Regions from separate parts of the Homo sapiens genome. Here all the other regions are linked to region 3. Evidence: chromatin contacts called from ENCODE Hi-C or POLR2A ChIA-PET data. All regions are on one chromosome and are shown on one strand. The core of a region is the stretch at or near the end of the contact, and the rest is flanking DNA. Distances in the headings are between cores, read along the strand shown.

What was found. A loop is a pair of places that touch in the nucleus more often than their neighbours do. ChIA-PET counts read pairs that join two places held with the same protein, here RNA polymerase II (POLR2A). Pooled maps may share reads with other maps.
Region 1: a loop to region 3 is called in a pooled map, with 5 times the contacts of the local background. The contact joins two enhancer-like sites. A Hi-C loop is called at or near these places in 7 of 37 single-sample maps with no recorded cell type and 3 of 50 pooled maps.
Region 2: a pooled map shows a loop between it and region 3 (5-fold over the local background). The contact joins the promoter of HTT here to the enhancer-like site in region 3. A Hi-C loop is called at or near these places in 5 of 37 single-sample maps with no recorded cell type and 4 of 50 pooled maps. POLR2A ChIA-PET finds 5 or more read pairs at or near these places in 1 of 52 experiments (T-cell).

Annotation. Positions count from the first base shown.
Region 1 is chr4:3,046,349-3,050,807 of GRCh38, reverse strand. It overlaps HTT-AS. Among named protein-coding and RNA genes, the nearest start is that of HTT, 26 kb to the left of the region's middle. RefSeq lists an enhancer at 2,739-3,098. Within about 2 kb of position 3,192, at least 14 of the 41 ENCODE cell types and tissues checked have a DNase peak (open chromatin) inside an H3K27ac peak, as active enhancers do.
Region 2 is chr4:3,071,731-3,076,195 of GRCh38, reverse strand. It overlaps HTT (huntingtin), which reads right to left and starts at 1,515. Exons shown (of 67, transcript NM_001388492.1): 1 at 1,108-1,515. The coding sequence starts at 1,370. It also overlaps HTT-AS. RefSeq lists enhancers at 620-669, 680-909 and silencers at 1,070-1,139, 1,250-1,689, 1,840-2,459.
Region 3 is chr4:2,482,892-2,487,670 of GRCh38, reverse strand. The region is part of intron 1 of RNF4 (ring finger protein 4); the gene reads right to left. Among named protein-coding and RNA genes, the nearest start is that of RNF4, 16 kb to the right of the region's middle. RefSeq lists enhancers at 1,102-1,603, 2,107-2,386. Within about 2 kb of position 2,475, at least 24 of the 41 ENCODE cell types and tissues checked have a DNase peak (open chromatin) inside an H3K27ac peak, as active enhancers do.

The sequences.
Region 1 (4,459 bases), core at 1,943-4,442, 560 kb before region 3:
GGGAAGCATTGTCAAAAAATAATGTTTACTCCTCTTCAGGTTACATTTTAGTGAATGATATTAATATATGTTCCAAAATTAAATGGGATTTCTAAAATTCTAATATGCCTGAGTCTATGCTATCAATATAATTATGGTTAAGTTACTGTAAATCATAGAAATAACCAAATTTCCTTGTCAATTGTGTTTTTAACTATGACTATTTAAAGTCATTTCCACAGTTAATTGCTTAATGCTGGTGCGGTTTCTGAAAACTTCAAAAGTATGGTGTCTTTTAGGAGATTCATAAAAGGATGAAAAGGACCCTAAAAATCAGTCTTGGAATACAGGTTTCTAATAACTTTAGAATCATATCATTTGAACTGGGTAAGAATTCCTGGAACTTTAATGAAAAGACTGACTGGCTTATAGAACTGCTAACCCAAGTAGAACAAAAATTAATTGAATACCAAGAAAAGAGTTTGCCAGATTTTCATCTTAAATCAGCTGACACTGAAATAGTTCAGATATACAATTTGAATGAAATCCATGGTCTAAGTCAAATTACCTGTGATAACCCATCAGTTATCCGTGCAATGCACCTAATTTGGAGAAGCAACTGGGATTCAAGAGGACTGAAGTCTAATGTTAATTAAGTATGGACTCACGGAGAACCAGGACGGCCACCTTGTCCTTCCTGAGTCCTTAAAGCTTTTGTTATTAAAAGTTCTGCATTTCGTGACTCATCATGGAAAAGATAAAGTAATCCAAATTAAATACATTGGTGTGTGGGAGGCAGAGGTTGGAGTGAGCCGAGATTGCACCGCTGCACTCCAGCCTGGGTGACAGAGATTCCATCTCAAAAAAAAAAAAGTGTATATGTGTGTGTGTGTGTGTGTGTGTGTGTGTGTGTGTGTGTGTGATAACTTACAAATTGCTAAAATAGTTTATAACCCTGGGCTATTTACATATTTTATAAAGGGATTTTATTCAATCGTCATTTTCAATGCATGTTTTCCGGGTTGTATAAAAGCTCTCGCATGTTAAGAGGGCTGATGTTTTAACAGTAGGTTATTATGCTACAGTATATTTTTCTATGGTTCACTGAGGTCAAACCCTTTGCATTCTAGAACCCGAAGACTGGATCTTCTGAGAACATCAGAGAAAGACTGTCCTTGCCATCCGCACTGCAACAAAACTTAGGGATCTTGAAACTTGGGTTCATAATCTCACAACTGAGAAGGGTCCATCCACACTCCTGGAACTGTACACCCATTGGAACCTTTAAGGTAAAGCCAAGGAAGTCTCTCCCCAGAAGATGGCATCCTTGATGTGAACGGCTTTTGCTAAGATCGTGGATCAAGACTTCTACTGTCATGAGACTCTCTTTTTTTTTTCTTTTTTGGAGATGGAGTCTTGCTCTGTCACCCAGGCTGGAGTGCGGTGGTGCAGTCTCAGCTCACTGCAACCTCTGCCTCCTGGGTTCAAGCGATTCTCATACCTCAGCCTTCCGAGTAGCTGGTATTACAGGTGCCTGCCACCACACCAAGCTAATTTTTGTATTTTTAGTAGAGATGGGTTTTTGCCAAGTTGGCCAGGCTGGTTTTGAACTTCTAACCTCAGGTGATCCGCCCACCTCGGCCTCCCAAAGTGCTGGGATTACAGGCATGCACCACCACGCCTGGCCATGAGACTCTTATCTTTGAGTATCTGTTCCTTGCTTATGCCTCTATGAATAATAGAAATGAAAAGACGATCTGTTGTGTGCACTTATGGGGTATACTTTCATTTGTGAAGGATTTTGCAGCCAGCCTTATACACGGATAACTTTATACTTTGATAGATAAAAGATGAAGGTCCAGTGTAGGTGAGAAACTTTAATGAGACATATGTTGCCTGTAATCAGTCAGAAACAGAATATCGGTTCACTCCTCTTAACCCACACTATGGGTTAAAGAGGGCATTGCCAGGAGGGCTTTACTCTTCCAGAAGGGCATCACTTTTCCATGGTTTAGAGTAAAAGAGGCCATAACCAGAAATGTATCCCTCATGATAGGCTGTATAGCAGACTCTACTGTAAAGGCTATAGTTACACAACAGACTTTCAATTCCCTTGTGAAAGGTATGCTAAATAATAGAATTGACTAAACAGAAAAGTAGTACCTGTGCAGCTGCTGGCACCTGTGGCCTAGGGAGAAATACATCAGGTATTATAGAGATTCAGTTGTGGGAGATTAATGAAAAGGCCACTTAGTTGAGTGAGTAGCCTCTTATCTAGCTCATTGTCTGATCTATTTGATTTGGGGTGGTTTGGTGTATAGGGACCCTGGGTAAGGAGCATACTGCAAACTCTTGGTATTATCCTCCCAGTAATCATAATAATAGTCTCCCTGGTGCGCTGCATTCTCTCAAAGGTTTTAAATGTCTGCATGCAGCCATCTCTAGAACAACAAATGGTCTCTCTTCAACTGGAATGGCAGAAGCTGAAAGAAATGTGTGACCATGAGGACACCGTAACCTATGAATGACGTGCTGAGACCAGAAACCCAAAACGATGGTAACTGAGAGTGGTGCTAAGGCCCTAAGTTTTGGTCACACTCTCGCCTGTAGGGTCCAGCCCTACTGGGCCTGTGGGTTTTTCTCCTCACCTGCGGAGATGAGAGATCACAGAAATAAGGACACAAGACAAAGAGATAGAAGAAAAGACAGCTGGGCCCAGGGGACCACTACCACCTAGACACGGAGACTGGTAGTGGCCCCGAATGCCTGGCTGCCCTGTTACTTATTGGATACAAGACAAGGGGGCAGGGTAAGGAGTGTGAGTCATCTCCAATGATAGGTCAGGTCACGCAAGTCACGTGTCCACCGGACAGGGTGCCCTTCCCTGTTTGGTAGCCGAGGCGGAGAGAGAGAGGAGACAGCCTACGTCATTATTTCTTCTATGCATTTCAAAGACTTTAGCACTTTCACTAATTCTGCTACTGCTATCTAGAAGATGGAGCCAGGTGTACAGAGCGGAACATGAAAGTGAAACAGGAGCGTGACCGCTGAAGCACAGCATCACAGGGAGATGGTCAGGCCTCCGGATGGCTGTGGGCGGGCCTGACTGATGTCAGGCCTTCCACAAGAGATGGTGGAGCAGAGTCTTCTCTAACCCCTCCGCCCCTCTCCCCTGGCCAAAGGGAGACTCCCTTCCCTGGTCGGCTAAGTAACAGGTGCCTTCCCAGGCACTGTCATTACCACTAGACCAGGGAGCCCTCTAGTGGCCCTGTCTGAGCGTGACAGAGGGCTCACACTCGTCTTCTGGTCACTTCTCACCCTGTCCCTTCAGCTCCTATCTCTGTATGGCCTGGTTTTTCCTAGGTTATAATTGTAGAACAAAGATTATTATAATATTGGAATAGAGTAATGCCACAAACTAATGATTGATAATAGTCATATCTAATCATATCTATAATCTATTTCTAGTATAACTATTCTTTTTGTTTTGTTTTGTTTTGTTTTTGTTTTTGTTTTTTGAGACAGAGTCTCGCTCTGTCACCCAGGCTGGAGGGCAGTGGCGCAATCTCGGCTCACTGCAAGCTCCGCCTCCCGGGTTCATGCCATTCTCCTGCCTCAGCCTCCCGAGTAGCTGGGACTACAGGTGCACGCCACCACGCCCGGCTAATTTTTTGTATTTTTAGTAGAGACGGGGTTTCACCGTGTTAGCCAGGATGGTCTCGATCTCCTGACCTCATGATCTGCCCACCTCGGCCTCCCAAAGTGCTGGGATTATAGGCGTAAGCCACTGCGCCCGGCCTAGTATAACTATTCTTATTCTATATATATATTTTTTATTATACTGGAACAGCTTGTGCCCTCGGGGTCTTGCCTTGGCAGCTGGGTGGCTTGCCGCCCACACTCACCTAAGTGAGAACCTGGACAGAAAGGGGAATTTATTAAAATAAAATTATGGGAGGCCATTGTTTTGGACTGAGCTCATGCACTATGTCCCAACAGACTAAGCCAAACAAAAATGGAGTCACTCATGCTAAATGTGACATAATCAAACTAAGACTTTAAGGAAACACATAGATCCTAACAGATTCCCCTATAAACAGGACGTTCCAGCATAAGGAGGTACCCTCAGTCCTTGTTCCTACCTTTGCAAAACTCACTGTTCTACTGTTTCTCAGAGGGTTTCAGGACCAAATAAGTACATTTACGATGGTGATAGTGACATCAATGACTAAAGTTTTGGTCAATCTCTCAAAATTGAGAAAATGACCAAAAGGGTGGAATTGTTAAAGCAAACTAAATATGGCCTGAGAAGGACTCCATACTTCTCTATTTGAGTCCTTGTGGACGAACTGCAACCTAACTTAATTGGTAGACAAGACTGAAACCCTGACATCCTCACTTGGGAGTCTGCACCTGTGGCAGTACCTGAGTCTTGGCCAATCCCAGCAGCCGTACTTCACTCGTACACTGCTGAGAGTTC
Region 2 (4,465 bases), core at 266-2,765, 590 kb before region 3:
TCTCTCTTTTCCTGTTTCAAAAATTCTCCCCAAGAACAAGCAACAGAAACCCCTAGCTTCCAAAAAGTAACAAGCTGTCAGCAATGAAGCAAACAGAAACCCTTTCACTGGCACATCTGAGATGCCCACGGAGTCTGCGGACCCCCCGTATTCTGGCAAGCCTGACTGGAATACTGGTAAAATGTACACCTCATTCATCCCTCGGCAATTAACCTCCCCATCAGCAACGTGTTGGTTTTATTCCCAACACACATAGGCAAAAAACTTCAATCAACTCTTCCTAATATTTAAGATAATTTCATTAATCACCACGTAAGTTCACCACTTTACTTGGCAACCACAACTCATTCAAACGCCTGCAGACCAACTTAGGCTTAGATGAGCAGATCTCTTAGGTGGTGCTTAAAATCGTGTTACTACCACCGTGATCATGAACTAAATGAAATGTCCTGACAATGTAGGAAGAGCCTCAAATCTCAGGCTGTTTTAAGTGCCACTAGGAAAAGAAATCTCCCATTGGACGCGCCCTCACTCCCCGCCCCCCCCCTGCCCCGCCACTCCCGCCGAGGCGTCCTAAAAGCATTATGTCATCCACTGCCCCCACATCTCTCCAGCTCCAAACCCCGCCTCCTCTCGAAGTGTCCCGCGCCCCCAGCCCTCTTCCCTCTCAGACTAGAAGAGGGAAGTGGCACTGAGCAAATCTCGGCTCCTCCAAGTTCTCTTCACAACGCAGTTAAAAGAACCCCCGCCCTGGTTTCTCGCAAATAAAAAGAAACAAGTTCTCGCCCCAACTCTTCGCATCCTGCGAAGGGCGAGAGGGCTGAGGCCGTGACTCCCCTCGGTGAATTCAGGACAGGCCCCAACAAGGCTCTGCCTCCCCTCGCGAGAGGACAAGGGAAGACCCAAGTGAGGGAGCGGGGCTGAAGTGGGGGAAGGCCTCGCCCCAGGAGGGGGCGGGTGTCCCTCATGGGCTCTGGGTTGCTGGGTCACTCTGTCTCTGCGGGGCCGGGGGTTCGTGTCGCCGGCCCGCAGGCTGCAGGGTTACCGCCATCCCCGCCGTAGCCTGGGACCCGCCGGGACAGGGAGCTGCAGCGGGCCCAAACTCACGGTCGGTGCAGCGGCTCCTCAGCCACAGCCGGGCCGGGTGGCGGCGGGGGCGGCGGCGGGGGCGGCTGCGGCTGAGGCAGCAGCGGCTGTGCCTGCGGCGGCGGCTGAGGAAGCTGAGGAGGCGGCGGCGGCGGCGGCGGCGGTGGCGGCTGTTGCTGCTGCTGCTGCTGCTGCTGCTGCTGCTGCTGCTGCTGCTGCTGCTGCTGCTGCTGGAAGGACTTGAGGGACTCGAAGGCCTTCATCAGCTTTTCCAGGGTCGCCATGGCGGTCTCCCGCCCGGCACGGCAGTCCCCGGAGGCCTCGGGCCGACTCGCGGCGCCGCTCAGCACCGGGGCAATGAATGGGGCTCTGGGCCGCAGGTAAAAGCAGAACCTGAGCGGCCGTCCATCTTGGACCCGTCCCGGCAGCCCCCACGGCGCCTTGCGTCCCAGACGCTGCGCCGGCGGAGGCGGGGCCGCGCCGGCGGAGGCGGGGCCACGCCGGCCAGCATGATTGACAGCCCTAGCCTGCGGACTCTGCCAATGGCTGGCCAGGGAACCAGCCCGCCCCTGCCCCCGCAGGTTCTGCCTCACACAGCAAGGCCGCTGACAGCGCAGCGCCCCACCCGGGCGAAGGCGCGGGGCTCAACGGAGAGGGGACGGGGCGTGGTGAGACTGTAATGGGGTGAGGCGAAGCTGTGTGTGAAGTGTCGCGGCGAGGCGGGACGAGGAAGGGACGGGGCGGGACTGCATGGTAAGGGAGGCGTGGCGATGCGGGGGGCGTGGCGATGCGGGGGGCGTGGTGAGGTAGGGGCGTGGCGAGGCCGGGGCGGGGCACAGCAGGGAGGCCGCCTGAGGGGCGGGGCGAGACGGGGGCGGGGCGGGGCGATGCTGGGGACGGGGACATTAGGCAGGCCGGCTGAGGGGCGGGGCGGCTGAGGGGCGGAGCGGGATAGGGGAGGGGACTGGCCGGTGAGGGGTGGGGAGGCTGGGGGCGGGGCAGGAAGGTGAGAGGTGGGGCGAGGGAGGGGTGGGGCGCGGAGGGGCAGGGCCATGGAGGGGCTCGCCCATGAAGGACGGGGCCATGGACGGGGCGGGGCCGTGGAGGGGGCGCCGAGCGCGGGCGCAGGCCCATGCGGAAAGGATCCCCCGCCGACGCCTGGAGCGGGGCGACAGCCGGCCGTGGACTCTGAGCCGAGGTGGCCTTGGGGTTTGCCCTCCCGCCACACTGGCCCGTGGCCAGAGCCATACTCACCCGGACAGCCCTGCGGGGAGCCAGCTGCGGGGCTCTCTGCACGGGGAGAGGGTGGGCGAGCTCCTGCGCAGAGCGCAGAGAATGCGCGTGGTCGGCACGACCTGAGGACCCCAAGTGTGACCCCCACCCCACCCCCAGTGAGCTGGAGAGGCCCCTGCAGGGCGGTGTCCACAGGCCTGGCGCCCCCCATCGGTCCCAGCGCAGCGCCCCGGAAGGGAGGAGAGGGTCTGGGGCAGGCCTGGGTGGTCAGCGCCTGCTGCCCACAGAGGCACTGTGATTAGTGCAGCGAGAAGCAGCTATGGCCACAAGATGCCGCCCACAGGAATGAGTCCCGACCTGGGGGCGTTTCTTTATGGGAGTGCACCCCTGCTCTGACCTTCCGGCAGGACCCCCAAGGGGCGTCATTCAGCAGCAGCTCAGCAGAGGTCTGTGGGGCACCCCCTCACGCCTGGGACACAGGCCGTGGCGGGCAGGGTCCTGGTCTCCAGAGCCTCCTGCCTTTTGGGTGGTAGAGGGGCAAACGGAGAGGGCAGCTGTCCAGCCTGCCCAGCAGGGAGTAAGGTTGGCCTCAGAGACAACCGCCCAGCCGGGGGGTGATGCAGGCAGAGAGGAGCCCAGTAAAGCCTACTTTAGCCAGGCCACACCTGCAACCCAGAGTCCCCTGCTCTGTGGCCACAAACAGCACCTCCGCCTTGTCTCAGAGCCTGTCCTAAAGGGAAACCCAGCATTGTCCCCAGTGGGGTAGCAGTAGCCTCCCTTTTCTTGAGAAGGACAGCAGAGAAACAGCTGTTAGTTCCCAGTTCTTGGGAGGCTGATGTGGGAGGATCACCTGAACCCAGGAATTTGAGGCTGCAAGTGAGCTAGGATTGCACCACTGCACTCCAGCTTGGGTGATAGAGCGACACTGTCTCTAAAAAAATTAAGTTCCAGCGAGGTGCGGTGGCTCACGCCTGTAATCCCAGCACTTTGGGAGGCCAAGGCAGGCAGATCACCAGAGGTCAGGAGTTCGAGACCAGCCTGGCCAACATGGCGAAACCCTGTCTCTACTAAAAATACAAAAATTAGCCGGGTGTAGTGGTGCATGCCTGTAGTCCCAGCTATTCCGGAGGCTGAGGCAGAATTGCTTGAACCTGGGAGGTGGAGGTTGCAGTGAGCCAAGATCATGCCATTGCACTCCAGCCTGGGTGACAAGAGTGAGACTCTGTCTCAAAAATAAATAAATAAATAAAGTTCCCAGTTCTCTGCTGTTAATAAGGGCCTTTGTCCACTGTGTCAGGCCTCAAGGTTGTTAGTTACCTCAGTGGGCAGACTCATAAGATGGCCCCAGCACCCCTCACCTCCTGGTATTGACACCCTTGTATGACCCCTCCCCGTGAGCTTGGGCTGTACCTGGTGGCCTGCTTCTAACCAATGGGCAAAGGTGATGGAATGTCACCCCATGACTAGGTCGCAAAAGGGTATGACTTCAGTCTCCCTGGCCCTCTCTGTTGCCTTCTTGGCATGGATGCTCTGATGAAGTCAGCTGCCATGTTGGAGAGGCCCACATGGCGAGGACATAAAGGCGGCCTCTGGCCAACAGGCAGTGAGAACTGAGGTTCTCAGTCCAGCAGGCCATGAGGAACTGGATCCTGCCAACACCACGTGAGATTGGAAAGGGACCCTTCCCCGGCTGAGCTCTCAGGTGGGAGGCAGCTGGTATTTGACTGAACCCTGGCGAGAAGTGGAGCTGGTTAAGCTGGGTCCAAATTCCTGACCCACAGAACGTGTGACGATACATATGGCTCTACACGTAACTACATATAACTCTATGACTAGACATGTGTGCTGCCAAGCCACAGTGCTGGGGTGATTTGTTCCAGCAGCAGATGACTGTATTTGTTTACTTGGGCTGCCATAACAAAGTACCACAGACCGGGCAGCTTAAACAACAGAAATGTATCTTCTCATGGTCCTAGAGGCTAGAAGTCCGAGATGAAGGTGTTGGCAAGGTTGGTTTCCCCTGAGCCCTGTCCTTGACTTGCAGACAGCTGCCTTTCTTGGTGTCCTCACGTGGCCGTCCCTCTGAGCATGTCCGTGTCCTAATCTCTTCTTGTAAGACATCAGTCGGATTATGGCCCACCCTAAT
Region 3 (4,779 bases), core at 1,226-3,725:
GAGGGAGGATCTCTTGAGCCCAGGAATTGGAAACTAGCTTGGTTAACATGGTGAGATCCTGTCTCTATAAAAAAATTAAAATAATGAGGCTGGGCAGTGGCTCATGCCTGTAATCCCAGCACTCTGGGAGGCTGAGGCAGGCAGATCACTTGAGATCAGGAGTTCAAGACCAGCTTGGCCAACATGGCGAAACCCCGTCTCTACTAAAAATATAAAAATTAGCCGGGTGTGGTGGTGTGCGCCTATAATCCCAGCTACGTAGGAGGCTAAGGCACAAGAATCACTTGAACCCGGGAGGCGGAGGTTGCAATGAGCCAAGATGGCACCACTGCACTCCAGCCTGGCCAACAGAGAGAGACTCTGTCTCAAAAAATAAAAATAAAAACACATTAAAAAAATAGCCAGATGTGACGGTGCACACTTGTAGTCCCAGCTACTCCAGGGGCTGAGACAGGAGGATCACCTGAGCCCAGGAGGTCAAGACTGCAGTGAGCCATGACTGCACCATTGCACTCCAGCCCGGAGCACAAATGCTTCTCAAAGCAACACCTCACCTGGTAAGTGTTCAACTTTAAACAGACATTCAGGGAAGAGGCTCTGGCTAGGAAAAGACTTGTCTAGTTGGTTTCAACAGAGGTGGGAGGTGCCTCGACATCACCTTAGGACTCACAAGATCATTCAGACCACACGACAGTCCCAGATCCACCACATGTCCTGGGTTCTCATATCCACGAATGTTTCTGATCTCAAGAAATATCTTACATTTGGGTGCACATCTATCATATAGGGGCTTGTTCTCCCCGCCACATCAATAGCGTGTCTTAGAATTTAGAAAAGAGAAGCTACTGACAAAGGAAGACAGAGAAATCAGCCTGCAGAGCAAAGGGAAACACCTGATGTCCACACCCAGGCTGTTCCTAAGCCTCTCTCCTCCCACTTCACTGATATTGAGGCTTCCAAATACGGCTGCTGAAGATGTGCCTTGTGGCTGTCCTGGCCTGCACACCCCTCACCACTCTGAAACCAGCCTCCTGCATCCCTGCAGGCCCAGCTAGACCATTACTACTTCCCTGGGAAGCTTTCTGGAGCCCCCTCATTCTCCATGCCCTGGCCCATACAGCAATTCACCCCAAATCTGGTTTTTCTCTCTCTTTTGGGTTTAGTAAGGGTCAGGAGTCAGAGTTCAAAGGAATTTGGAAGGCTGGTCTTGGGGATAAGCCACCAAGAGGCTGGATTTCACCAGGGCACTGAGGTGAGACAGGAGCATTTCCAGCAGAGCATCCCAGCGTGGTGGGGACGTAGAAATGCAGAGTGAATGGAGACCTTAGCGGTCATGGGAAAGTAGCCCTCACCAACTACAAAGGGTTCTGGATCATGCAGGTGAGAGTCCAATGGAATAAGAAAACTAACAACAGCTGAGAGGTGCCTTCTCTGCATCTGCACAAGGCACTGCGCTTCCTAAATATTAATATCACCACATGTGCTCCTCACATCACCCAGTAAGGAAATAAGCACTGTTATGTTCCCCATTTTACCCATGAAGCAGCTAAGGATTAAAGTTAAGGAACTTCCCCAAAGTCATCCACACCTAGTAAACAGAGCCTAGACTTAAACCAGGGCAGTCTGATACCAAGACCCACACCCTCAAATAGGTATGTTAGTGCCAGAATCAAATACATCAATTCCAGAAACTAGCGGGAACACTGACGGTGATTTTTCAGATTTCTCAAATTTAGTGTGTTCCAAAAGGAACCCTTGCCTCCTCCTTCCGCCAACATATACTCCATTTCAAGAAAGGGCCCCACCATCCTCCAGTCTCTCGTCCAGTATGCTCTCACTTAGGTAAGCGCTACGAGGACAAGGCTCTATTTACTTTCTACCTAGCTAAGACCTTACACAAAGCAGATGCTCATATTTATTGAAGGAATAAATGAGGGTAAGAGTGGGGTGTTGATGGCGCCCCTGCCACTGAGAAAAGAGGAGCTGGGGTAGAGAAGTGGTCATTCCTAACTGGGGATGGTCAGGAGAGCCGGATGCTAGGTATTCCTAAAGCTTCCAAGGTGAAAGGAGAAACAACTCACGCCAAGGTATCTAGCTTCTTACTCTGCAAGAATGAGGCCATAAAACCCAATGAGGGAAGGGAGAACAGAAACAGGTGCTGAGTGTAGTTTTAGAAAAGCAGGGTGTGAGACACCCAGGGAGAAAGGGCCCAAGGTAGCTGGAAACTCAAGAGTGAGAACTCGGATGGACGTAGAGATTTCAGAATGTGTGAAAACTTGGGGAGGCAGGTAGATAGAATCTGTAAAAGAGAATTTAAAAGAAACAAAGCTAGGAGAACCTGGAGCCGTCACTCAGACAAAACCTCCTTCTTCAAGGAGGAGGAAGCAGTGAACAGCTGCAATGCACAGGCTGGGGAACTGAAAGGCGGCCAGTGAGCTCAAACACGGAAGTGGGACGCTGGTGACCTAAGCAAGTGGAAGCAGCAGCAAAGGAGTCGCAGTCCCAGCCCAAACGCGCTGAGGATCAAGCCGGGCTGTCTAGAGGAAGCAGTGCTGAATGGGGCCTCAAGTGACAGGAGGAGTTAATTAAGAAACAATGTATGTGGGTGGGGTGGGCGGAAGGGAGCAGGGATGTCCCACACGAGCACTGTGTGGAGGACAACAAAGGTGCCGAGGGTTCCTAACAAGCCTCACTGACTACACCCTCAGGACAGGGCCATCGAGGGTTTTGGGACAGAGATGACATGTTGAGATCTGCATTTAGAGACCATGTCACCTGTGTCTGGTGAGAACAGATGGGAGACTGAACAAGTCAGACTGTAGACCAAGGAGGAGACTCAGGGTAGCCCAGGTGAGAAGAAAGCCATGAGGCTCGGGGTAGTGGCAGAGTATAGGACAGAGAGGTGACTGACGGGATGGAAGCTGGAAGGGCTTTGGGGCTTTCTTCATTCTTATAGATTTATTATTTAAGGTCTAAGTAATTATTCTGTTTTTCTTAGAGGTCCCCCCCAATAAAGCTATTATAAGCACTTCAGATATTGACCCCCCCCACTCTAGCAGGAGTGTGACATATAATTATGTGTATTCATGGTATATATGTATACGATGTGCAGATGCTCCTTGACGTACAATGGGGCTAACTCCCAATAAATCATAAGTTGAAAAATTCTAAATGAAACACTGTAAGTCAGGGACTGTCCGTGTATGCATATGTGCATGTGTCTCTATCATACATAAAGGAGTCTGCTAATGGATAGAGACATACAGGCGGGCAGGAAACAGGAAGAGTGTTAGACTGGAACCAAATTCTATGACCCTATCTCATACCACTGTATTCCTATGAGCAAAGAGTCAGCTGAAAAGGGGCAGTGGGGAGCACAGCAGAACCAGAATGATATCGTAACTCTGCAGCCAGTCCACAGGGAGATGCTCTAACGAGAAGCTCTTCTGTTTAGCCTAGGCCTACACCAGGTACACAGAACCCTCAAACCCCACCTGGGAGGCAGAGTCTGATACAATTACCCACTGAAAATAAGAGACCTGGGTCAGGCATGGTGGCTCACACCTGTAATCCCAGCACTTTGGGAGGCCGAGGCGGGGGGGGATCACCTGAGGCCAGGAGTTCGAGACCAGCCTGAACAATATGGTGAAACCCACCCCCTACTAAAAATACAACAATTAGCTGGGTGTGGTGGTGGGCGCCTGTAATCCCAGCTACTCGGGAACCTGAGGCAGGAGAATCGCTCGAACCCAAGAGGTGGAGGTGAGCCGAGATCGCACCATTGCACTCCAGCCTGCGCAACAAGTGAAACTCAGTCTCAAAATAAATAAATAAATAAAAATCAATAAAAACAAATAATTTTTTTTTGAGACACAGTCTTGTTCTGTCACCCAGGCTGGAGTGCAGTGGTGTGATCTTGGCTGACTGCAGCCTCCACCTCCCAGGTTCAAGCAATTCTTGTGCCTCAGCCTCCCAACTAGCTGGGATTACAGGAACCCACCACCATGCCCGGCTAATTTTTGTATTTTTAGTAGAGATGGGGCTTTGCCATGTTGGCCAGGCTGGTCTCCAACTCCTGACCTCAAGTGATCTGCCCACCTTGACTTCCCAAAGTGCTGGGATTATAGGTGTGAGCCACCGCACCTGTTCACAAACACCTCTTAAACAGAACTTTGATACCCTCAGTCATATCAATAACCACACCTTAATACTCAGAAGAAATATGAGCCTCTTGCTCATTATACAAATGAGGGTATGTGGTTAAGCGGTCAGCAATGATGTGGCTGGCCAATAAGCCCTACAGCCTTGGACAAATACTTGCCTTCTGTGCCTCAGTGTCCACATCTTTAATTGAGTAGAACACCTCACCTCTGTGGAACCAGTGACCGCTGAATGAAACACCCAGTATGGTTCCTAGCACCCAGAAGGCAGCTCTATCAACTAATTTGCTAACTATTCACAGGTGCCTAGTCTGGGTAAGGCACTGCTCCAGGGGCTAGGAATGGGATGGGAAACAGCAACAAAAAACTACCCATGGAGCATATATCCTAGCTGGAAAGATGATCAACAAATCAAGTAATAAATAGGTATTATATCAGAAGGGCTGGAGAGCATGTCCCTTCTTACAGGTATGAGTGCTATTAAATAAAGGCAAAACAAACCTTCACCCCAGGAGGAACTGGAACCAATGTTTCCGGCTCTCAGCAAGGGCTTTATTCATTTCCAGAACAGACTTGGCAGGATGTAGCTAATCACAACGGCTTAGACTTAGAACAGGAC